5 separate regions of the Mus musculus genome follow, and regions 1, 3, 4 and 5 are each linked to region 2. The links are chromatin loops, found by intact Hi-C in ENCODE. Cell type or tissue: gastrocnemius. All regions are shown on one strand.

The links. Peaks named below come from ENCODE experiments on the same cell type or tissue, not always from the same donor. Only the 100,000 strongest peaks of a DNase experiment are listed, where the experiment ranks them.
Region 1: a loop joins it to region 2, with 8 times the contacts of the local background. A loop is called at or near these places in 18 of 42 quality-filtered maps.
Region 3: a loop joins it to region 2, with 11 times the contacts of the local background. A loop is called at or near these places in 8 of 42 quality-filtered maps.
Region 4: it touches region 2 in a loop (2.0-fold over the local background); 3 of 42 quality-filtered maps call a loop at or near these places.
Region 5: it touches region 2 in a loop (13-fold over the local background); 18 of 42 quality-filtered maps call a loop at or near these places.

The regions. Positions count from the first base shown.
Region 1 is chr6:125,620,600-125,625,599 of GRCm38, reverse strand. It overlaps Vwf (Von Willebrand factor), which reads right to left. Exons shown (of 52, transcript NM_011708.4): 19 at 958-1,061. Among named protein-coding and RNA genes, the nearest start is that of Ano2, 68 kb to the left of the region's middle. In gastrocnemius, CTCF peaks have their summits at 2,957 (motif pointing left) and 4,660; DNase peaks (open chromatin) are centred at 2,989 and 4,596.
Region 2 is chr6:126,165,935-126,170,934 of GRCm38, reverse strand. It overlaps a transcript of Ntf3 not described here. Among named protein-coding and RNA genes, the nearest start is that of Ntf3, 3.5 kb to the right of the region's middle. In gastrocnemius, a CTCF peak has its summit at 2,929; DNase peaks (open chromatin) are centred at 2,970 and 3,882; H3K4me3 peaks cover 1,501 bases; H3K27ac peaks cover 1,921 bases.
Region 3 is chr6:126,043,146-126,048,145 of GRCm38, reverse strand. No RefSeq gene overlaps it. Among named protein-coding and RNA genes, the nearest start is that of Ntf3, 120 kb to the left of the region's middle. In gastrocnemius, a CTCF peak has its summit at 2,057 (motif pointing left); a DNase peak (open chromatin) is centred at 2,026.
Region 4 is chr6:126,084,960-126,089,959 of GRCm38, reverse strand. No RefSeq gene overlaps it. Among named protein-coding and RNA genes, the nearest start is that of Ntf3, 78 kb to the left of the region's middle. In gastrocnemius, no CTCF peak of the experiment used is centred here; no DNase peak of the experiment used is centred here; H3K27ac peaks cover 826 bases.
Region 5 is chr6:125,866,467-125,871,466 of GRCm38, reverse strand. Ano2 (anoctamin 2) reads right to left here. Exons shown (of 25, transcript NM_001364562.1): 12 at 4,298-4,458. Among named protein-coding and RNA genes, the nearest start is that of Gm24947, 15 kb to the left of the region's middle. In gastrocnemius, a CTCF peak has its summit at 2,772 (motif pointing left); a DNase peak (open chromatin) is centred at 2,732.

The sequences.
Region 1 (5,000 bases), 550 kb after region 2:
CTAGCCGCATGTCCCACCCCTCACTGCCCTTAACCAGAGCTGATCTCGGGAAGCCCACTCGTGCGTGCGTCAGAGGTGGTGAGCTCAGTCCTTAGGCACATGGCCTCAAAGACTGTCTATAGCCCAGGATTAAAAGGGTGAGTGGAAGGGGGTGCCCATGAAGGATAGTCAGAGAAGGCGGAAGGAAACCTATGCCTCCCAAACCCCTGTGCCCTCAAGCCCACTCTCAGAGCACACGGAGCCTGTGGGAAGAGATGGGCCTTGAGATCCAGCCTTAAGGAAAAACAGAACACATCATCTGCACAGAAAATGATGGAGCCTGGAGACCATCATGCCAAGCTAATTAAGCCAGACTCAGAAAGACAATTAACATGTCTGCTCTCATAGGTAGGGTCCAGATTTATTTAGAAGATACAAAAGTAGATGGAGAAGTATTCGGGGGAGGGGAAAGAACTGTGGGAGTAGGGAGGGGGCCAAGGGACGATGACACTGGAGAATGTGTGAGCAAAGTACATTATATATGCATGTATGTAAATGTCTATGAAATGATTACCTTGTACAATTAATAAAAATAAATAGAGAGAGAGGAGGAGGAGAGAAGGAAAGAATGGACAAAGGGAAGAAGGGAGGGAAGGCAAGAGAGAAACAGAGAGAGAGACAGAGACAGAGAGTTGAGAGGACCTTTCCAAACCCACCCCATACCCAGCCAGGTCACTGACTGCAAGGGCCTCTGTAGAAGAAGATCCTCCCAGAGCAGAGTCGCCCATCTGTAGGGAGCAAGAGTGTGACTGAGCAGTAATGGGAAAGAGCATCTCACAGATGGGGAAACAGAGGCAGAGCAAGGGAAAGAGCACTGGGGTTCCCATGGGGTGTGAGGACAAGTGTCAAGTCCTGTGTCCCACAGATCCTGGTACTAGCATGATGGAGGGCCCCTGGGCGGGCACCCCAGAGGCTCACCAGGTGTTGCAGCCAATCTTCACTGTGTCTCCCGGGGCGTACTCTGCACCCTGATGGAAGCAGGGACACCGCTCCAAGGCCACACACTTGTTTTCGTGCCGGACCTAGAGGAGAAGAACTCAAGTGTGTCAAGGGCCACAGAGACTGATATCAAGCCACGATGAGAATGTGTCCTGGCGCTCAAGTCTGCCAGGAGCCAGCGTGAAGAGAGACACTGAGCCAGGGATAACCTCAGCAAGGAAGTAGCCAGGGCAGGAGTCAATAGCAGGCCGGGGTGCGGCAGACATGGGCATCTTCTGCATTGTGTCTCCCTGTCGCCTGCCTCTATCCTGCTGGGTGTCATAACCTAGGACACGTTTGCAAAGACTTCAGAAACCCATGTCAGAAGCCCTGAGAGTATATACACCAGACACAGCCATGTCACACAGACAGTGTCTCCAGAGGGCATGGGAGTGTGGATGGCAACTAAAGGAGAATTATTTACCAGTGAACTGGGAAAAAGCAAGAGTCAAGTGTTCAGAGACAGGCAAATGATGCCCTTCTTAAGGATTCCCCGGGAGCTGGTCTGCTGCGGAGTGCTAACGGATCTTCCAGAGGACTCCTTAACGAGGTGAGCGATGCCTAGCTAAGCTGTTAGTTTTCAAAAATGGAGAAGTAAACTGTACACACATGTGAACCAAATTTCATGCATATGGAATATAGACGTCATTGTTGTTGTTGTTGTTGTTGTTGATGATGATGATGATGATGTTAACCAGGTAGTGAGCTGGGATAAAGGATACTGGGCATTTTTTTCCTTTTTAATTTTATTTTTTTCCCAAATGTTCTTTGACAAGTGGGTGTTATATCCATAATTGAAGAAAATGCATGTCATGTTTGACAAGAATTAATAAGCATCTAGCACCCTAGACTCCTCCAAGGACTGAAGAGAAAGGAAACATAGCAAAGCCACACTCAAATCATGTCCAAGACATGTGGGATCAGGTGACGCTTCTCCCAGGGTCACCTTTTCTAGTCTCAATGCTCTGACACGCTGTCCACAGAGGTTCCTTCCTCCTTCCTCAACCCCTCGGGAAGAGACTCTGTAGCCTGCTACACTTCCTGGGTCTGCTAGGGACACGTGGGTAGGGAAGGAAGCAAGACCTTCTGGCTTGGTGGGCTTAAGAAGAGTTGCCAAGGCCACCCTAACCCCACCACCATGATCCACTGCCACCTCAACCAAGAAGCAGCCCTGGATAACTGCACTGGTGGGACTTTATCTTGAAAGTAGTATAATATACGTTGATCATATACTCTCCCCTGTTACCCTCTCCTGTCCTTTGGGACAGCCTAGGGAGGCCCACAGCTGCTATTCTCCAGTAGTACCTGGCAAGCAAGAAGAGGGAGCTAGTCTGCATGATCCCCCAGTCCAGTGATCTGGTAAGATCCCCTGCAAGCCTGAGTTCCTAGACCTTTGAATTAAATTAGATCCTGGGCTTAGAGGTATGCAGAGGATTTCCATAGCAGAATCGTTGTTTAAAACGATATGTGTGCTCGCACACGCACACACACACACACACACACACACACACACACACACCCCTGCACTGGGGGGTGGAAAGAGTAATATTCTCTCCAGTTAGTACCACATCTCTCGGCCTTAGGAGGTGTCCTCAAGTCCCTTGCCCTGTAAGTGGTGGGGCAGTATGGGTACAAAGAGCTAGAAAGAAGCCAGTCCATTGTATCATTGGTAGTGTTTGAGCCTGCTGCTACCACAGTACTTAGAAGACAAGAAGCCTATGAGATCAACAGAGAAGGCAGCCAGTTGGTTGGAGCAAGGAGAGGCTGCAAACATCTCCCTTCAAGAGCCTTCCAAGGCTCACAATAAAGGATGGGTGGGTTACAGGATGTGAAGCTCACAAAGAATCAATAAAAAGTTGAAGAAGAAAAAAAAAAAAAAAAAAAAAAAGTCCAAGCTTTGTCAGTTTAGACTTCAGTCTGAAGTCTGCCACCTAGTGGTAAATATATGCACACTGCTACAGTTAGTGGAGATGGGTGGCTGCATTTACAAGAAGGGAACCCTACCCCTGCTCACCTGGTGTCTCACCTCTGACGGACACTCTCTGTCCTTCACCTGCGGGCAAGTGTGGCAACAGGTTCCCAGGCCTCCTGGTGTACATACTGTCTATGCTGACCTCCCTTCCAAGAGTCACCCCACTATCAAGAACCCTGCATGGATGCTGCAGGATCTCCATGCTCCCATTTCATCTAGGTGGGTCTATGTGCCCAGCTCTCCTCAAATGGACACCACACCAAATCCCAGCTCTTCAATAGGATAGCGATGCCACAACTGTTCTGAGTTCTCACTAGCTGGGTGCACTCTCCTCTGTGCCCTGATTTGCCTTAGTGTCATCACTATCTGGCAGGCTGCAATATCAAGATAGGGGCTCCGTGTTAAACAAGGGCCGCTATCAAGACAGCATTGATGTGGGGACTGGTGAGTGGGCAAAACATGGCCTTAAAGGAGAAGAAAAGGTTCCCAGGCACTGTGTGGACACTTCCTGACTTGAGAGAGATGGTATAGACACAAGATCCTGGTCAAAAACACTCAGAGAAAGCCTTAAAGAAATCCCTGGCAACTGAGAACCACAGAGATAAAGGGAATTGGCCAGGAAGTGGGCAAGCCAGGTAAGCAGCCATAACTGAGCTATGTAGCAAGTCACTGAAGCTGAAAGTCTGACCTGAAGGCAGCCACCTCTGCCCAGCATGTCCTTTGAGAATACGACAGTGCTGCTGACGCCTGTAGAAGACTGGAGAAAGCATGGCAGGGATACCCACCAAGCGCTATCAGCTCATGATTGTCCAGTAAGCCTTGTCCAAGCTCAGAGCCTCATCCTCAGTCCGTCTCAAGAACAAGTACAAGGCAGAAAAAAACTGCTTCGTTACCCTTCTCTGGAAATTGCTCTATTCCTCACTGTACTTGAATGCCAAACAGACTACTCACTCTCCAAAAATGTTTGCCGTCACCTGTCCTCAGTGGTTCTAATCCATCCATAGCCACAGCTCAATGTAACTGAGTCCCACCACACGTCGTTTAAGGGGAAAGCAATCCTATCGGATAACTCACACTAACGAGTGAGTGACTCTTCCTGTGGGGATTTGTCATGCTGTAAGCTTTTTATAAAGTCTTGTTCATTAACCAAATGAGCATATTCCCATCATATTTCAGTGAACCTGGTTAGGTGACAAATTGTGACTATGATAAGTATTTTTGAGAGAGATGGGCTTTCTTGGATCTTATAAATGCTTTTTACTTAACAAAGCATTCACCTCTCACGCATGAGGCCCCGTAAAATCTCTGGTGTCCAAAAATGAAGCTCACTCTAGACGGAACCTTGTACCTGGGATCTAGTTTTTAAGAATAATTTCCTGTGTCTTTCAGTTCCTGACAGGCCATTCCCTAATGTCAGCAAAACTGGGTACCAGTCTGAAAGATGTGGCTGCTAGATCTCAAAGGATCAATCATCATCTCCCAGACGATGATGCGACACATTCTTCAGAGGCCTGAGTATTTGCAAGCCAGTGTCCTGGCCTGAGGTCTAAGAACCAGGCAGGTTGAAGGATCCTGGCTCTGCCCTGGACTCCTACAAGGATCCAAAGCTGTGGATGGAGTGAGGGAAACAGGCCCATGGGCTGTGTTCTGCTGCTGACTAGTGGCGAAATCAGGTAATATCCTAACTTAAAGGAATGGCAGCTGCTCCAGGCAAAAAGTTCAGGAGCATTGTCAACGAAGAAAAAGTATTAGCCTGGGCTATCCAGTAAGTTCCAGACCGGCCCGAACTACAAAGTGAAGCCCATCACAAATATTCAAAACCATCAGGAAAGACTTGAGAAGCCCCCTTTCAGTCACCCATGGTTAATCTGCATGGACTTACTGTGACCGTGGTCACCATGACACCAATACAAAGCCACTGGAATGCCTATGACTCCCCTCTTTAACCTTCCCTCTATACCCTTCGAACCCAATATTACAGGTGAAGAAACAAAGATCTGAGGTGACTTGC
Region 2 (5,000 bases):
TGTGTGTGTGCAATCAAGAAGCCCAGGTTAATGCATGCTGGTGTCCACTCACTATTGGCAGGCCCCTATTGTTTTTAGTCTGGGACCTCAGCCCACAGAATGGTGCTTCCTACAGCCAAGGCATATCTTTGCCCCACCCGCACCCCCACCCCCACCCCCAGTTAAACCTCCTGGAACCACCCTCATAGACACACCCCTGGGGCTGTTTCCGAAGTGATCCTAAACTCTCAAGTGAACAATGAAGAGTCACTGTCACAGACCCCATAAAAGCTTGGATAGGATGTATCAAACACCCTAATGAGTCCCCACTGTAGACATAATCACCAAAGGCCTGGGGATCCTTATCTCTCACAAATGACTATGATCAAAAAGGCCATCGCTTCTGGTATGAGGGAAGCGTTTCTGTGATGGGTCGCACCGAAGTTCTTGGTTTCTGGGCCCATGGTGATGACCTCACTTCTCCCTTTCATCTTGTCATTTGGTGACATCTCAATACACGAGTGGAAAGACAGGCTCGGGTTAGCTGGCTCATCAAGGGTACAGCCCAGCAGTTGAATTGAAGGGTCAAGGTTTCTCAGTCTATAACTGAATCTGCAAGGAGAAACACTGGCATATATAATAGGAGGATCATCTATGGGGTATTTTATTGCCCAAAGATAGAATTGATGGCAATGCCATATCTACGTCAAACGCACACAGTAAAACTTTATGGTTTCTCCCCGTGAAATATTCTGTTTATGTCACATGGGCCTAATCTAATGCTTTTTTTTTTTTACGTTTTTCTTCCCCTCCCCCATCCTTTTCCCTGCCCTCTTTGTCTCCTGAGACCTATTCCCTTTGGAAATGCATTAGTTACCTAGGAAACCTTAATGTCATTTTTTTTTTTATGAGTGGAGTTTGGTACAGCATAAAGCTAATTTATAGGGTGGTTAGGAATTCGTGTCGTGACTGGCAAAGCAGGAGAGTTTATTGTGACTCCGAGATCCACCTGTGTGGCAGGCATACACACCTTCACTCTATCATTAGGGATAATTTTTTTGAAGCCTAATTATAAATATGCGTTCTATTTCACAAAATGAGTTGATTCATTGTTGTTCCATGCAATACATTATATTTCTCAGCATAAGCCCAAGAACATAATTAAGGATAACAATAGGGCAGTAATCCACTAGGCAATCTGTTAACCGTGGAGGAAGTGCTGGAATTTCCTCTTGAATGGGAAGTGATTCTGCCTCAGAGGTGGGGAATGAATAGAATGAGATTTTTAAACTCTTTGTCTCTCTCTCTCATGAAGTCCACATTAGGAAGTTAAATAAACTGTATGTATGTCCACTGCCTCATTCTGCTCACTTCTTACTGTCTGGGAAGACAAATACATATGTGAAGACACGTGCATGCACACAGGCACACAGTTATATTAGTAAAATATACATGGAACCCAACTAATAAATGCTTTTCTCTCTTTCTTTCTTTCTTTCTTTCTTTCTTTCTTTCTTTCTTTCTTTTCTTTTCTTTTTCTTTTTTCTTTTTTTTTTTTTTAGTTTTTCGAGACAGAGTTTCTTTGTGTAGCCCTGGCTGTCCTGGAACTCACTTTGTAGACCAGGCTGGCCTCTAACTCAGAAATCCACCTGCCTCTGCCTCCTGAGTGCTGGGATTAAAGGCGTGCGCCACCACGCCCGGCTAATGCTTTTCTTTCTAAAGATCAGAATCCCTCACCAGTAGACTGACCAAGATGTCCTTGTAAGGCCTGGGGCTTGCACTGTGACAGGTGTTATGCTGTAAGTTTCAAATTACTGGATTTACTTAGTCCTCCTAATGTACCTGGGAGACTCCTACTACTTTACCAACTCTCGATGGATTTTGATCAGCTAGGAAACCTGTCCGAAAACAATGTTGAGAAGGTTGAGAGCAATGTGAAACATTTGTCACTCTACAAAACCAACCCTTCCAAAAAAGATGTTAGACTGTGACTAACTTATTTATTTTTATGTGCATTGGTGTTTTGCCTGCATGTATGTCTGTATGAAGGCATCAGATCATCTAGAACTAGAGTTACAGACAGTTGTGAGCTGCCATGCGGGTGCTGGGAATTAAACCCACATCCTCTGAAACAGCAGCCGGTGCTCTTAACCAATGAGCCATCTCTCCAGCAGAATACCGCTTCTAATATCTCTACTAGATCTAAGCTGGTCCTTGGAGCCAACATGTGCTTTCCTAAGATGGCAGACATTTTAGAGAAAGCTAAGCTTACTGAATAAACATAGACACATCACCCAGCTACCAGGGACAAATAATCTCATGGGGGGGGGGGGGGATAATCCTCCCAAATAATGTCTCATATATGCTCCAGGGCATTTGGGGACCACTGCTAACTGGCAGGCTAGCCCGTGTGCTTAACACATTTGGCATGGGGAGCCAAAATGATACAGTGCATGGAACGCCCCGACCCTAAGTTCCTATTTCTAATACAGACACCTTTTGCCTTCACTTTGTTTTGGAAATGTAGACTTTCTGCCTTCCTCATCTGGAACAGCTGTCTCAGTGACTCGGGGATGGTGAATGAGAGCAAAAGTAAGCACAAGTGTTGTGGCTATTCAGCCTTAGGACCCTCCAGCAACAGAGGCAACTCAGAGATACTTTAGGATCCGCCAAGGCACGCTACTTATACAAAGGCAAGTAAAAGAAACAACACGAGGTCTAGCTAGCTCTGTGAGCCAAGGCTAACTGCATAATGAAGGGTACCTTTGTCACCTACAGGTCAAACGGGACCACTTTTCTCATTTCCTGGGTCAATATTCACCATACACACACTATTGCTGCATGAGAAACCCTTTCCACTCCAGGTAAGCGGATGGCAGTCCACTGAACTGCAATAGAAGTAAATGCAGTTTTCCAAGCTTTTCCACCTTCTCCTTTTTTTCTGTTTAGAGTTTCAACCACACTGTGGCGCTATTACAAAAGATAAGGGTAGGCCCAAGGCAAGCTCTAGGAATTTGCCTTAGGAGAGAGGGTTTTCAAAACCCTGCTTTCAGGAACCAGGGTCTTCAGATACAATAAGGAGAAAAATCAAGTCCATTGACCCAAAGGGACTGCCAACAGATTGGTGGCCAAAGCCAGAGCATCTGTTTAGAGAGTCCACGACTCAGTTAACAGAAGACATTGTTTTCCATGGAGTGTACACATTCTATTGCTTCCTGCCCTATATGCTAGTAACTCTAGCTACATATATGACTCTTAGCGTGAGTCTTTCTACAAAAACTATAACTCTCCAGTTAGAAACTTGGGTTTGTCTAGAAGTTGCTATAATTCTGACAGTCTTTTATCTGCCTATAAACAAGTGTGCCTTTTTGCCTCTTTTTTTCTGCCCTGCATCTTTCTTTGACTTCTGAACTCCTAGAAATTCAAAATGCCTTTAGAGTATCCTGAAGGCAAAGAGGACCTTTAGCCCTTCGCTGGAAAGAATGAGGAAGGAGAAGAAGAAAATCCTTAGTCAGGTCTTACATAAAGAAAAGGATAAGCGGTCTCCACGGGTTGAGGTGGGGGTCGGGGTGGGGGCAGGTGGATCACAGTTCTTCTACAAAAGTGCAGCCTTTGCTCTCAGCTGTTGCCTAAGTCTCTCCCTGTTCCCCTCTCCTTTCCCCATTCTCCGCCCTCCCCCCAAGACACCGCACATATTTGGCAAGATTAAGGTGTCACCTCTCATATTACAAGGCCTGTTGATTGCAGGCAGAGACAGACCCTCCTGCACCCTTGAGTTGGAAACAATGCACTCTTCCTGACGTCGCCCAGGTCTGGCAAAGGGAGGCGGCCAGCTAGTGCACCGCATCTGCAGAACAAATCGAAGTCTCGAACTCTGCTGCCTTTTCTTCTGACTGTTCATATTTAAGCTTGCCCCTCGTAGACCCCTCCTCCCTCCAGACCGCCAGTGACCGGGGAGCAGCCGGCGGCGGTGCAGCCCACACGTGTATTTAACCCGTTCCTTCCTTCCCAGAGAATCAAGCACCTCTTTGGTTGCAGTCTGTAGAGCCCCGGGACCAGGAGCTTGAGAAATGAGCCCCTAGAACTCCACTGGCAGAGAGACTGGCGGGAAGGGAGGGGGAAAGCAGGGGTGGGGGGAGGCAAGTGCGGGAAGTGGGGGAGGGCAGGGGCGGGCCAGAAGACCGCGAGAAAACCAGAACCTCACAGAGCACGCCCAAGCCAAACCTCCAAAGTGCTGTGTGGCAGGGTGAAGGGGAAAACTCTGCAGCCTGATCGGATCCGGAGGAAGAAGAAGATATTTTGGCAGGAGGGAAGTCCTTCAAAGGGATCGTTGGAGGTGACGTCCTTGGTGGGCCTCTGTGGGTGCTGCAGGCCATTTTCGATGTGGCAGCCCCCGTCAGCCAGGATAATGATGAGGCAGGTACAATCTATCTAGTATGCAGCCCCCGACTCTCCATCCTCTCTGGCCTCCTTTCGCCCCGCAGCTTCTCTCAGCCTTAACCGGTGGGTGCAATTCTGGCACTCCTGGGTGTGGACCAAACCTATGCATCTCCAAGGAATTTCCAGGTTTTGAACCTGGAACCTTGCTAAAGTACATTGCGAGTTGCTTATCAGACTTTATTAGGAGGCAAGGAAGAGGTGGACTATCAAATCGCCTCTCCTGCTGTGTGTGAGTCAAATGTCCTGACAGGAGGCAACTTGGAGAGTGGCAGAGGTGGGGGCGGGGGGAGGGGGCACTTGGACTTGAGTTCCACCTTGCAAGAATGGGGGAGGGAATGAAGGAGCAATGGTGTACTACTTTCTGGTTCTCCGGTTCCCCTTACCACTAGGATTCCCCCCTCCCCCTTCATTTCTCTTGGACCGCAGTTGAGCAAAATCTAGATGCTCTGACCACTGTAAAATCTGAGAGAATCAGCTCGGATCAAGTGTGTGTGTGTGTGGGGGGGGAATCTAATGAATAGCTAAAATAATCTACAAATAAGACCCTTGCCTCCACCCTGAGATCTTTTCCTCGAATGAAT
Region 3 (5,000 bases), 120 kb after region 2:
ATCAAACAAGGTGACATGTTTAGTTCTTATCCCAGAAGGTGACGCCTGTGGAATGCTTGATGGGGGAGGGGGGTGTAACTACCCTGCCTATGATTCCCTGTTACAGGAGGTCCCCACTGGTCTCCAGCAGAGCACACAAGGTCTTATGTCAATTTCCAAGCAAGGTAGCTTCATCCCCATAGAGGAGGCTGAGATGTGAGCCCAAAGGGAATCCTTGTAGCTGTGAAAGAAATGAAGCAATTGGCTGAGTCTTCCTTCAGTCCAGTGATTGTTGAAGCAAGTTTAGTGCCCACAAAGAAAATGATGCCTACACTGATGCAGGCTATCTTCGGGGACTCCCCAAAGGGCTTTCAGGACTGTAAGTCCAACAGAAAGAGGAGAAGCCCTTTGCAAGTCAGAAGGAACATTCTTAGAAACATGGCAGAACCATAGATGTTTCCCTAAATTTAGTGATGCTATTAAGATTCCTCTGAAATGACTGAGCTGAAACGAACTTTTCTCCATGTGTAATTTTAATCAGAAATATGAAACAAATGTTGCTGAGACTTGCATTCCCACTGTCCTCCATTGACAGTGTTGCTCTGAGAAGGCAAAGAGCACACAGAGATGTGACAGAGAACACCTACAAAGACTCTAAAGATGTAAGAGTCAGCTCACAAGGAACAAATGGCTTGGTTAGTCTGTGAGGTTTGTAACATTACCCTAACGGTTGTATTTTGTTGTGGTTTTTATCATCAGGCTACACATGGAATTCATCTTTATCCTAGCTGTATTTTATAATTTTGGTTACTTTTCTTAGGTGCCTAAGACTGTAAAAAAAAAAAAAAAACTCCTATTTCCATGGTACCAAGACCTGCACATCAGTGATTTCCTTTTGGAGCAATGTATGTGGAGAGGAGCTGTATGTATGCTGCCTATGTTGTGCTCCCTTGATGCCCTAACTCAAGGGCAAGAGTATTTCTCTTAGTTCATAGCTTCAGAGGGCTCAGTCTGTTGGCAGCTGGTCTCTCGTGCTTGGGTAGTGGTACTGTGTGGTAGAAGGCAGCTGTTCACGTCAAGGTATACAGGAAACAATGAAGACACAGGAAGGAGCCAGGGATAATAGACTCAAGTGACCTACTTTTCAAACTAGGTAGGTCCTACCTCTTGAAGTTTCTAGAGCCTTCCAAACTAGTAGCGCCAGCTAAGGATCGACCATGCAATGGAGACAGAAAGGCATTCAGGAAAAGATTCAAGAAGGAAGTAGGAGCCACTGGAGGAAGCAGATGAAAAGAAGAAGCCCTGCCTTGTTAAAGACAGCAGGCAATAAATCGAGGCAAGGACAAGAGAATCTGGGGGACAGGTGGGCACAGTGAAGGCAGGTGTCAGCAGTTAAGAAAACCAAGCATGAGGATGACGTGATGAGACAGGAAGTGAAGAGAGAGCAAGAACGCAGCCCTGGGAAACAGAGTGGAGAGGCCTAATTGAGGGGCTTCATCTGTTTCTCCATCAGCAGCCTCCCTTAAATCAAGCAGATGTGGTTCCTGATAGAAGATGACACACGCTTTCTGCAGAGTCCGAGACAGGCCAAGCAGAGTCCATCATGCTGGGAGCAAACTAGGAGCAGGTTCTGGTGTGGGATCCTTGTCAAAAGAATGCCTCTCTCCCTTAGGACTCAGGGCTTTATCCCCCTAATTGAGCAAGACAACCTGGCTCAGAAGCCTCTGTCCTCTGTGCCTCTCCATCAGACTAACAGGAAGTGAGAGGAAGCCAGGGCCATCAAGCAGAAGGTTCTTGAACTGACAAGCAGACAGTCCAGTCCCTTTGAATTTCCACCTGGACGTTGCCTTGTTCTTCCTTTCTGGAGATAGCATCTGCTGCACTGTGACTTCTAGCTTGCTTCTGCAAGCGTTCATCCCTGGTGGCATTGCCATTCGCTGCTGTGCTGGACAAGAAAAGGGAAGAAGAGTGGGGAAGCAGCTGGCCAGATGTGCAAGTAGGGCTGCCTGCTGGGGTCACATCTGCTGTCTTCAGAAAGTGGGCTGCACATGAAGGGTGGGGTCTGCTCTCTGGCGCCCTCTGCTGTAGCTGAGAGATTTAGATATTGGAGTGGGTGGGTTCAAGAGTGGAATTGGCAGGCAATGGCCATATGAGTCTCAGATGGCCAGGGTGCATGTTGAAAAGATGAGTCAAATGGGAAGGTGGAAGGTAAGACTGAGTCATCTGTAATGAGCCACACCTTTCACATGTACCACGCTATAGGGAACCTAGAATTGTGCGTGTCAGAACAGAAGCGGATGTCAGGGCTTACCCAGTCCCATGCCTTGGCTTGCTAGATGAGCAACTTGTCTTGGAAAACACACTGTAGATAAAGTAGAAGAGCCATTGATACAGGCAATGAAGGACAGACAGCAGGGCCACAGGAGGGCTTGGAGGGGAGCCACACTTCCTTGCTTCATATAAGCAAGTGCTTAGGTGGGACTTACAGAAAATAGTGGAGGCTAAGAATGGACTGAGTCAGGGGAAGAGGACAGAGGAAAAGGGGCATCCTGATTCTAGGAAGGACATTGTACCAGAGTAGAGAGGATAGGACAAAGCTCTAAAATGTTGAAAGAGCAGGTGGTGGGCATGAAGATTATACTCTAAAGAATCAGCTAGAACTTCAGTGTTTTCCTGAAGTTGCCGAGGCAGTTGAAATGCGTATTATGGGAGCTTGCCGTCAACCTGGATGGACCAGAGACATCCAGAGACAAAAAGGTGAATAAGCAGGTTTTTGTATGTCAGGCATATTAAATGAAAGAAGCTCACTTAAAGACACATCCTGGTGAGATATTTTTTAATTGCAAGAAACACTTTTAAAATCTCACATGAGCCAAAGCAGTAGAAATAAAGAGCTTCAAAAGAAATATCCATCAAGTTGGCTCCAGAGGCCATTCCTCCAAAACCCTAGAAGAACAAGGATTAATTGTCATAGCCACGGTATTTTGAAAGAGAAGATGGTGACCTGAGAATGGGAAATCCAGCCAAGCCGTCATTCCAACATGAAAGCAGCCCAGAAACACATCTGCTGAGGGAATACACCACTCACATACCCATGTCTTAGGTCAGGTTCTCTGGAAAGCAGCCCCAAGATGAAGGGCTGCATGCCTTCTTTGCAGGAGCTTAACAGAGAACAGGTTCCTGGGAGAGGGGAAGGAGAACAACAGAACTGAGAAGGAGAAACTGAGCTACAGTAAGCACAGAGCATGGAGGCTCAGGGGACACAGTCACCCACCATGGTGGAAAGGGAGCTCTGGGGCTGAGAGACCCCTTAAGACTGTGCCTGCCTGGACACAGAGACAAAATGAGCCCAAGCTCTGCTGAGTATAGAGTCCTAATGCAAGGGCATGGTCTTGGCCCAGGAAGTTCCCTTATATTACCCACAATTCTCAGAGAGTCACTATGTAAGGCCATAAGCATCAGAACTAAGAGGACCTGGTAGTGCCTTTAATTCTGCCTTATGGCATTTTAACCCTGGCCAACTGGCAAATGAACGTGCCAATATAAAATACCACGGTTTTCTTATTTTTTCTTTTAAAATTATTGATTTATTATTTTATTTGCAGGAGTTTTTGCCTGCATATATGTGTATGTATGTATAATATATATGTATGTATGTATGAAGAGTCAGTCTCTCTCTCTCTCTCTCTCTCTCTCTCTCTGTGTGTGTGTGTGTGTGTGTGTGTGTGTGTGTGTGTGTGTGTTAGGAATCAAAGCAGGATCCCTCACAAGAGCAACACATGCTCTTAACTGATAAGCCATCTCTTCAGCCCCTCCTAATTCCTAACTCCGAACTTTGCTTGGTTATAGCTTTCAAACTGTAGAACAAAATTTGATCCTTTGGCTTCTCCATCTTAATTCTCACTTCCATAAGTTCCTCCCACAGGCCAGTCACATCTCCCACTGCCATTTAAGATCAGACAAGAAACTGCTGAGTTTGAGTGTCTGTCTCTCAGTCTCTTTCTCTCTTTCTCATTTTCTCTTTCTCTCTATCCCTATCTCATTTTGTCATCAATGACTAATGCATTTGTAAGGTTAGTTGTATGGGCAGGGTTTGCAACAGCAAGACTTCCATTTATCTCACAAGAAGCCAAACTTAAATACAACAAAGCCATGACCATTGTTTTGAGGCAGGGACTTAGTAGAGAGTTTCTGAATCCTCCGGAGCCTTATTGAGTCGAACAGAATTCCATTCCCACAAGTGGGATCATCTGAGGTGGGTCCAGTCTGGAAGTCTTCATGCTGTGAGGAGGCACAGGATGAAGACTTAGCTTCTATTTATTACACCTGGTTTTTTGATATGAAGAAAATGTTACCAGGTGTGATGACGCACACTTTTAATCCCAATGCTTTCAGGAGGTAGGAGACTGGTGGAGTTCAAGGCCAGCCTGTTGCACATAGAGAGTTCCAGGCCAGCTGGAGCTCTGTAGTAGAAGCCTGTCTGAGCACACACACTCATAAAAGAAAAAGAAAAAAGAAATCCCGTTGAACTGATTCATACCAAGCAACCATTAGAAGGCATTTATTTCTGTCCTCTATAGGGAAAGTTTGCTGATGGCTAAGGAAAAGACCCAGTTCATCACCAGGCCCCTCCTCATCCCAGTCCCTGCCTAGGTATGGACCGCTTCTCTTCTCAATGTGTCTGACTCAGATTATGCCATTTGTGGAACCGGAATTCTGTTCAGCTCAACAAGGCTCCAAAGGATCCAGAAACCCTTTGCTAAGTTTCTGCCTCTAAACAAGGGCCACAGTTTTGTCATATTTAAGTTTGCCTTCCCATAAGAGAGATAGATGGAAGCCTTTTCTTTTGCAAATCCTGCCAACACAACCTACCAGCCTTATAAACGCATGAGCCGTTGGTTACAAAATGAGTCATAGTTGAGAAAAGAAAGGAAAACAACAGCACACACACAAGCTGGTTGCAAATGACCTCTTGGAGGTAAGTACTGAGGTGGCTTAAGCTCTTCTGTTTCTTTTGCATT
Region 4 (5,000 bases), 81 kb after region 2:
GGACTGGTGAGGGGAAATTCTGGCTCCCACAGAGTCAGGGGTCCCAGGCTCCTGTCAAGGACCTTCACACAAAAAACCCTCGTTTGTGGAGCTCTGGTCCTCTTTTTTATTCATTTCTGTTCCAATACTTCTCCTGTATGTTTGTGTGGTATGCGTGTGTGCATGTGTGAATGCACGTGTATGTGACATGCATGTGGGAGTCAGAGGTTTATGTCAGGTGTCCTCCCTGCTCACTCTCCAGCCTATGCATTATAACAGGGTTCCTCACACGAGGAATCTAAAGCTCACCATAGATTCCTCTAGTCAAGTCCAGCTAGCTTGTTCCAGGGACCCCTCATCTCAGTCTCCCAGGTGATGTAAGGATAGATGAGCCACTGCATCTCCTAGCACATATGTGAATTCTAGAGATCCAGTCCTCACAATGTGCTACAAGCCATCTTCTCAGCGCCATCCTTTACATTTTCTGTTTTCTGTTTTTGTTTTTTTTGTTTTTTTTCCTGAAGGGAGAAGGTGAACCTTACTAGCTGCTGGGACAATCCTCCTCATACAAACCATCTATGGAATCGGAAAGACTAAGAGCAAACTGTGCACAAGGTAGACATTGTTATAAATAAATAAATAAATAAATAAATAAATAAATAAATAAATAAATAAATAAATAAAAGCTTCAAAATGCTGAGGACAAAACCCTTAAAACCCATGCCCAGGTCTTTCTACACACAGTGCTTGTGTGATTGCCCGGCGCCTTGCCTCTCCCATCCCTGTGCCTGCCCTGACACTCAGCTCACCTGACCTGCAGGCCAGCATCAGTAGTACCTAGCATGCCGGAGACCCTCACACACGGGCAGCCTAAGGCAGGATGGAAAGCAGAGACAGGGAATCTCCAGAACCTCACAGGTCATGGAGCCTGGTGAACTCAATGATGAGCAACAACAGACCCTGCCTCAGAGAAGGTAGGAAGTGGCAATTGCTTCCTGAGATGGTCTTCTGGCTGTCCACTGGCTTGGAAACTGTGTCTTCTGTGTTCACCAGGTCTACCAAGTGAAAATGGCCTCTGACTTTGGATGTCAGCTTTGCTCATTCGCCCTTCAGCAGCTTCGTCTTCGAGGGTTTATTTTGGCTTCTATTTCGCATGGAACCCCCATGTACGGCACTCACTCAGACACTGCACATTCGATGCAGTGAGAGTTGTTTGGTGCAGGCAGAGAGGGAGTTGCCTTGGGTGTCCCTACATGACCTGTGGCCATTATGACTCTAGAGCCAAGACAACAGTTGCTCAACAAGATGTGACTGTAGATGTGGATGTGGGCCTTGGAGGGAACTCGGACACCAATTCCATCTGGCAGGAGCCGTGTAAACTGGCCCATGTTAACTCCTCTATTCCTCCTCCTCTTCTCCCTCATTTCTAGTAGAGAGAAAGCACCCATTGGCAATAACATGGGACAGGTGCACTAAGCAAGGGGTCTCAGGCACTGTGATGAGCAGAGAGCCTAGCACATCATAACGACCCCAGTGTAGGATCCCTAATGAATTTATAAAGCATATCACGCAGCGAATCACAGACAAATAGTGGTGGATGGGAGGGACCTTGTCCCTGTGTCAGAGTCTGCTGCCACCTCCTTCCTTTGGGGCCATGTTAGGAGCTCTCCCTTTGCAGCATGTCCAATCTCCTGCTTCCAGTCATGTGAGCTTTCCAGGGAGACTCTGAGCTGCAAAACTTTACTGACTGAGAACCAAAGGCAGCTTTACCCACCTCAAAGGGCAACCAGGAAATACCTAGTGAAAATTTCCATTCAGCCACGATGTTCTCAGACCATCCCTGATCCACAGCGGTCTGCTGCAAAAATAGGCCCTCATTAGCCAAACGTCAACCAGCAATAGAGCAAAGCAGGTCACTCTGCCACCCGCAAGAAACCCCCCCCTGATTTCAGTCCCCTGCCTTAGAAAATCCCATCCTCTGTGTTTCTCCTAACTCAAGGATCAATTTGTTTGAAGCTGTCCTCTTCTGTTATGTCTAGCATGATCCTGGAACTGTGTACCGAGTCAGCTTCTCAAAAGTTATTGCCACAAAAGCTCTATGTGGCACAGAGATGAGATGTTTTCTCAGGAATCTAAAAGAACACGTAAAATCATAATTACTCCTGCTTCTAGGCACACCTTTTATGATATCTGCAGCGCATTTTAAGCATATTTACGTCCTCGATTTTGCTGTATTCCATATTCATTCACTCAGCAGATTTTATTGAGCACCTTCTAGATGTCTGGCATACCCCTTGCACATACCATCCAGTCTAGTAATGCAGAAGGGTGGAAAATGATATGTTCAGGCATATTGCTAGATGTGGTAAGTGCTAAGGGCAAGGAGGTTGGGAGAAAGAGAGAAAACAAAATCAGAGACAGTACAGAGGACCCGGGATGTGGGTGGAGGTTAGGTGCAGGGTTGTGTTTCAAAAGGAGAGGAGGGTCAGGAATAGATAGACCAAGATGTGACCAGTGACAAGTGAGTTGTGTGGAGATCCCAGTGAAGAGCATTCTGGGTTGACTGCCCCAAACATGTCTGGTTTGTGTTGCAAAGTCAATCTGGTCATTGCTAATGAGCCTCAGACTGCGACTCCTTTGGTCGTCTGTGAGTCTGCCCAGTAACACCTACCTTGTTCCTATTTGTATTACATTTATGAGATCTGTGCTTTCTAACCTCAGCTTCCCATTAGTATGTATAAAACAATAAAGACAAAATGAGAGGAAACACACAAAACACTTCCATAGACTCCGTAGCAGGCTCTGGGTTACCATTGAGGTACCAAGGGTGGACTGTGGAAGCTTTGCCAAGTTTGGATCCCTGGGCTTTGCAGTATCAGACCCTGAGCTCTTGGGAAGAAGTCCTTCTGGACATCTGTGAACAGGGGTAGGGAGTGGCTGGGTGGGAAGGGCATCAGTACTCAGAGTCCAATCATGGGGTCTGTGTATGCCTGGGATACTTAGGAAGTCAAGGACTTCACGTTTAGAGAAGGGTCTGAAGACAAAGGGGTGGGGTGAATGCAGTGCTTTTGGGGAATGGGAACCACTTGGTTTCCTCCCCAGCTAAGGAGGGATTCCCAATCTTTGAACCACAGAACTGAATGCTTGCCCTAGGCAGCTGTCTGCACAGGGCAGGACCATAGGGATTACAGGAGAGCAGACTGTTCTAGAGGCTGCATAGCCTCTGACACCAATAAGCACTGACACCTCATTGACCAAGGTCCTCCAGGGCCCTGTGTGCGCCTGCCCCACCCCCCACTCCCACCAGATTGTGAGGACTTTCTAAGGATTGGCTATGGATACGTGGATGTCTGAGTTGGCAAGCCTGGGAATTGGGGAGGGGGTGTCTGGACAAGCAAGCCAGCCCACCCTAGTCATAAATGCCATACTCCTAGGGATATGCAGGAGTATTTTATTGTTTCATTGAAAGCTGATCCCTCCTTGCAGCTGTTCTGCCCATCCAAGAGTTCCAGGGCCAGGGCCAGGGCCAGTGGGAAGGAGGGGAAGCCAGAGGGAAGTGGGGAGAGGGCCTGCTTGCCAAGGCCATGAGATCTTGTTACTGGGGTTGGGGGGGGATTGGATGCGGTTCCAGGGTTCAAGTCTTTCTTGCTCCACACACCAGGGCGCTGGCTCCACTCAGGGCCATTGAGACTCAGGGGTCTTGGAGTTTATTCCCTGAGACAGACACGCAAACAGTTTCTGAGCCAACTCTGACAAGGTTTGTCTCTCACAGGAGGATTAAAAAAATGTTTGAAAACTATTTGTTTGGAGCTAAACCTGTGATGTGTTAGAGGTGACAGGTTACAGCCTGCCACCATTAGGCCCTTCCTTGGAGTTCTGTAGGAGGCTTAGCCCCCAGCACTTCTGGAATGATCTGTCTTCAGGTTGCATCTCTCACAGAGCCTGGAGAGATGGCTCAGTGGCTAAGAGCCTGGAGAGATGGCTCAGTGGCCTTGCTGTTTTGCCAAGTACATGGACTTAGTTCCCAGCTCCATGTGGTAGCACAAAACCAGTTCCAGAGCATCTGAACCCCTCTTTTGGACTCCGCAGACACCAAATATGTGTACACATAAAACAAAATAAAAGTGAATGAATATATAAATAAGTTACTTCCTCAGGGTGCCTTCTCTGGCCACCTGCGTAGTCACTAGCCAGGTGCTCTATCACCTGTCCTGACTGCACCCCCTCCTTTGGGACACGTGTTGTGACCATTCATTGATTGCCTATGGTCATGAGATGAGAGTACCCTGGGGGAAAGGTCTGTAGCTCTAAGCACCTAAGATAGAACAAAGTATTTAGTGAGTACATCTTATGCAAGTCAGTGAATGCTGTTGATTGGCCTGGACTATGCAATTTGTCCAGGAAGAGATGGAGAAAATGGAACAGGGCAAAGCAGAGAGGAGGGTGAGTAAAGACAGCCTTGCCAGCGAAGAAAAATGGTGTCAATTGTTTCCTTCAGGTTGGCTAGCTAATTAAGAACCATCAACCCCAAATCCTATTAGGGTTTCCACGTGGCAGCATGGGGACACTGGGTGGCCTCCCAACATCCTTCATCTCAGTTTTGGATTCCTTTGTGAAATATATCTTTATTCTATCTAGTCCTAGAATCCTCTTTGCTGTCTCAGAGTGCTCTCCCATAATTGAGTATGTTAGTTGGTCTTCTTGTCTTCTTTAGAAAGGCGCTTTCATTTTATGTTGTCAAAGGCGGGAAGACATTTCTTCTTATCTCTCAGACATCTCTGGATTCTCCTGGAGCCATCTGGAATTGTGTTGCTTCCCCTATCTGGGCTTCAGCTCTCTGTCAGGAATAGAGGTGGTTTACCTGATAGCCAGATCCACGTTGGGTCCAGCCAGCGACAAGTTGCCTGGAGAAGACAAACTGCAAGCGTGGCCCTGATTCTACCTCTCTCTCACGATGCAAGACCTTTGCCTTGTGTGTTTATATCACTCTCATCACAGGGTGGGGCTCCAACCCCACTCCT
Region 5 (5,000 bases), 300 kb after region 2:
CAACATAGCCCAAAAGCTGTGGGCATCCAGAGAGGAATGCTTTCTGCTGGAGGAGGCATCTGAAGTAGATTCTATCAATGGACTCTGGCAAGGACAGCAGGTTGGGAAAAGGGAAAATGAATTCCCCTGACTAAACTCATGGAGTTTTTTTTTTTAATTAATTGTCTTATTCATTTACATTTCAAATGATATCCACCATCCCAGTTTCCCCTCCACAACCCCCCCCAATTCCATCCCCCTTCTTCCCCCTCTCCTTTCCTTCTATGAGTGTGTTCCTCCACCCACTCACCCACTCCTGCCTCACCACTCTAGTATCCCCCTACATTGGGGCATCAAACCTCCACAGGACCAAGGGCCTCCCCTCCTACTGATGTCAGATAAGGCCACTCTCTACTACATATGTATCTGGAGCCATGGATCCCTCCCTGTATACTCTTTGGTTGGTAGTTTGGTCACTGGAAGCTCTGGGAGGTCCAGGTACTTGATATTGTTCTTCCTATGGGGTTGCAATCCCCTTTCACTTCTTCAGTCCTTCCCCTAGCTCTTCCATTGGGTCCTTAGGCTCAGTGTGATGGTTGGCTGAGTATCTGCATTTGTATTGGTCATGAATCTTTAAGCTCTCTACTCTCTCTGGATACTGAACTATGTATGTCTAGCTCAGACCTTGATCTGGACCTCTTCCATCGTTTGCCAACATGCCTCCCACCTACACTCCTGCCCTACTTGCTTTCTGTCCCCTCCACATTCAACATCCCCATTTCCCATCTCACCCTGCAGGTTCCTCTTTCATCCCATCCTGGCCTAACTCAAGTCATCCCCCCCAATCCTATCTCCATATCTGGACATTTTAAAAAGGAAGGGATGTGACAGTCCCCAGAGTCATCTCTCTAGCTCTGCCTTGTCCATGCTACCAGTCAGGTGCCCCTCACCGAACACCATGATGGGTTTCTGGCTGCCATGTCAGGTCTCTGGTGCTGTCGCTAGATTAAAACTGCTCCCTGAGACCCTGACCACCTGTATTTAACTCTGGCACATCACAGAAGCGAGCATAATCTTGGGCAGGCTAAATGTGCAGCTACTCAAAGGTGCATGTGTTTGCTTGTAGCTACATCATATTGCTACCGTGTGTAGTTCTCTCCTGTGAACTTGAAGCTTTGTTCCTGTGAGTGCCTCTTCCCTCCTGAGACTGACTTTGGCCTGGAGACACTGCCCTGTTACTCTCTGCAGTGCCTGCAGAAGACATACATAGGGTGGAACTCGCAGTGCCTCTACTAGCCTCTCCATGGAAGGAGAGAGGCTGACTGTGAAGATGCAGAGGAGAAGCCAGAGAATAATGAGCAGAGGTGTCCTTCAGGGGAGGGAGGACCAGCTCACTCAGTACAACACCTATACTAGGGACTAAGCTATCTGCTTTACACACGAGACTCATCCTAAGTCGCAGGAATACTTCAGTGAGTATCATTTCACCCAGGAGGGGGTACCACTTAAGCAGCATGCCTAAAGTAGCAAGGCACCACTGTGGCTAAGAGCATTGGCTTCAGGAAACACTTAGTAAATATGGACCTTGAATCCATTCTTGCTAAAACTAGTTAAAGATACCATTTGTAACTTCAGAGCCTTCGCTTTTATTGGTAGCAAATTTCTGCCTGTGGAAATTCTGCCACTGAGGTGCAGAATTACACACAACTCCAAATTAGCCTGTTCATGGAAGTGGGGTGGATGGTCTTATCAGCCATTTCTGTAGTCAATGGCTTTGGGACTCACTGACAAGGAACAGAGTGGAGATGGTTTGAAGACCGTCTAACCCATAGCACAGCCTTCTCTGCCTCTCTTCAGAGCTATGAGCCTAGCTCTTTCTCATTGCACTTAGGACTCCGTTCTCTCGCCAGTTTAATGCTAGATCTGCAGTGCTCTGGGCTGAGTATTCTGACAGGCTGGGACTCTGCAGACTAGTGTCTTCATGATGCAAGCATCTTCATCTCACTGTCACCTGACCTGAGCCCCTTTCTACTCAGAACTTCTCCTTTCCATCCCATTCCTGACAAGCCTGGGCCACCCGACACTGTGCCACTAATCATAATAATCATGGTAATGAGAGGCATTACTATAATTTTTAATTGTAATTTGTAGGCAATCATGCCTAAGGCGCTTGGCTGCTCCACCTAAATACATAATCACATAAAACACAGCAAGGCTGCTTTGAAAAAAAAACTCTTTCCCTACACCAAGAAGCCCTGATACAATCCCACCTCTGTACTTTTCCAGAGCGGGGAGCAGTAAATAAATGAGACTTTGTTTACCGAAGATACTGAACGCAGACCATGGGCAGTTGTTGGAGCATGAGTCTGTGAGATGTAGCTGAAAAACCTCACTTCCTGCAGGGAGTGGTGTGTCTCAGGAAAGTTCAAGGGAGACCATGGACCTAGGCTTTAACCTGAGAGCAACTCCACGGGGGTAGGATCAATAAGACAAATGAATGGGAACTTGGTTTGTACTAAATCCAAAACTAATGATGTAGTCTGGGTTCCTGATTGGTTCAATGCTGGGCAGGGGACAGAGGTGCACATGCTGTGCTGGACAGGGGACGCAGGTGCCTGTGGTTTCCCAGGCAGAAAGCTGATCTCTACTTTTATTTCTGCTGATTGATAACTGCAAAGCTACAGATTACAAGCTCCACCTCCTCCTATATGCTACTATTTTGAAGGGCTGCCCAGGTACTTCTGGGAGTCCCTTGAGACTAAAAGCTAGAGTGCCCTCTGGAGGCGTATTGTGGCAACCTGGCAATACACAATCTTTCCAGACAAGCTTTGTCTCTGCCCAAGAGATTCCCACAGGGAATGGGGAAAATCAGTTCTTATTCCCAGGATGCTACTGAGAATAGGTTTTTCCTCTTCCTTCTCCTCTTTCTCCTCCTCTTTTTCCTCCTCCTCCTCTCCTTCCTCCCTCTTCCCCTCTTCCTCCTCTCTCTCCCCTCCTCTTTGTCTTCCTCTTTCTTTCCTTATCTTTTAGGAATCTATGACTCAGGTCCCACCGTGGCAGGTCCTCGAGACCCTGACAAGGTATGGATAAATCAGTGGGCTCTGCAGTAGGACAGTGGTCCATTGAGATTTGACACAGTGGCTGGACATAGCCCTTCACTTTCACCAGTGAGTACATACCAGATGGTGACTAATGGACTGAAACATGTTGATTTGCTTTCGTTTTAAATACTTAAGAGTGACCCAGTTTGTAAGACTATATACAGATATAGATATCATATGTGTATATCTGTATGTGTTGGTAGGTGGGGTGTGCAGAGTGGGTGATATGTGGTGTCTTTGTGGTATGGTGTGTGTGTGTGTATGTATGTGATGTGTGTGTGGTATGTGTGTGGTGTTTATGTGTGTATATGTGTGTATGTAAGTGTGGGGTATGTGTGTGCATTATGTATGTATGGTGTATATTGTGTGGTGTGGTGTGCATGTGTGTGCATGCATTATGTATGTATGCTGTATGTGGTGTGATATGATGTGTCTGTCTCTCTATGTGTTCTGTAATGTGTATGTCTGTATGGTGTATGGTATGATGTGGTGTGGTGTGTGTGTGGTGTGTAGTGTATATGTCTGTGTATAGGGTGTGTGTATGTGTGGTCTGGATGTGTGGTGTGTGGTATGTAAGTGTGGTGTGTATATGTGTAGGGTGTGTGTGTAGGGTGGTGTGTGTGTGTTCAGATTAGCACAATGCAGACCAAGTTAACTGTGCTGAGGCTCCAGGGAGAATGTAGGAAGGGGAAAATGAAGGAACTGTTTGTTCTTTCTTTCACAAATACCTTTGGTGAGAATATTGAAAACATCACCTTTATATTAAATAAAATATTCCCAGTCTATACCAGGTGCAGAAAAAAAAAAAAAGCATAGAAACTGAAAATCAGGAGAGCAAATGTCAGCTCATCATAACACCAACTACCTCCCACTGCGGCACACACCAGCATTCATCTCTGTACTGCACCCTCCCTATGGCTTCACAAAGTGAAGGAAAGGCACTGAGTGCCTTATGGGTTGCCAGCAGGTTTAGGACACACACAGGTTCAAATCCCCATAAGTCATACATACATGAGGCCAGTGTGGAGTCAACATTATTCCTCTAAGAGAGGACATCAAGAGCCATGATGGATATTCCAATTTCCTTTCATACATATCACCAAAGAAGGTATAAAATACTGAATTAAATAAATTTGACGGCTACAACCTTCAACTCCTGGCCACTGTGCCTGTTTAAGGACCGTCCCCATTGAGCAGACACTGTGATGACCACTTACCCCACAGAGCCATGAAGATGGAAAAGAAGACGGTGGCTGGATTGTCAAACAGATGACTGGCCCGTGCAGTCCCACAGGCTGAGCTGAGGTTCCAATAGTCACAGGACTTGTCACACAGGGGACACATGGTGAAGGCATTCTGGTGGTCACACATCTCTTTGCTGCAGTGACAGAGGTTGAAGCATCAGGGCTGTGTTTACTTGTATCAAATGGTAAGAAAGAATAAATGAGCCATCTTCCAAAGAAGTAGGTAGCTCTCTATTACTATAAACTTCCCAGAAAGCTAATGATCATCCCAGAGGTATGAGCACTGAAAGATCATCTCTGAGGTACGTGCACTGAATGATGCCTGAGGAAACCTCTTCAGGATGTGCTACATCCATATGGTTGGTAGGAGACACACATGGCTATGAATAAAGCATCACACTATGGTTGAATTTCCTTCCTTCTTCAAGTACGGGGTGTCCTTTTATACCCTACTGGGCTGCCTTACAAATGTGTGACCTAGTCCCAAGCAGGAACAAACATGAGCATGCGATGGGACCAGCACAAATGTTAGCCTCCTGAGGAAGTGTGTGAGGAGGAATGTTCAGAATGGTGTAAGAAGGTATTTTTCCATCATCAGAGTCTGTAACCTTTTGTGAAATGGAGACGAATAACCTCAGCCTACTAAGGATTATAACAACCGTGAAACAGGATTAGG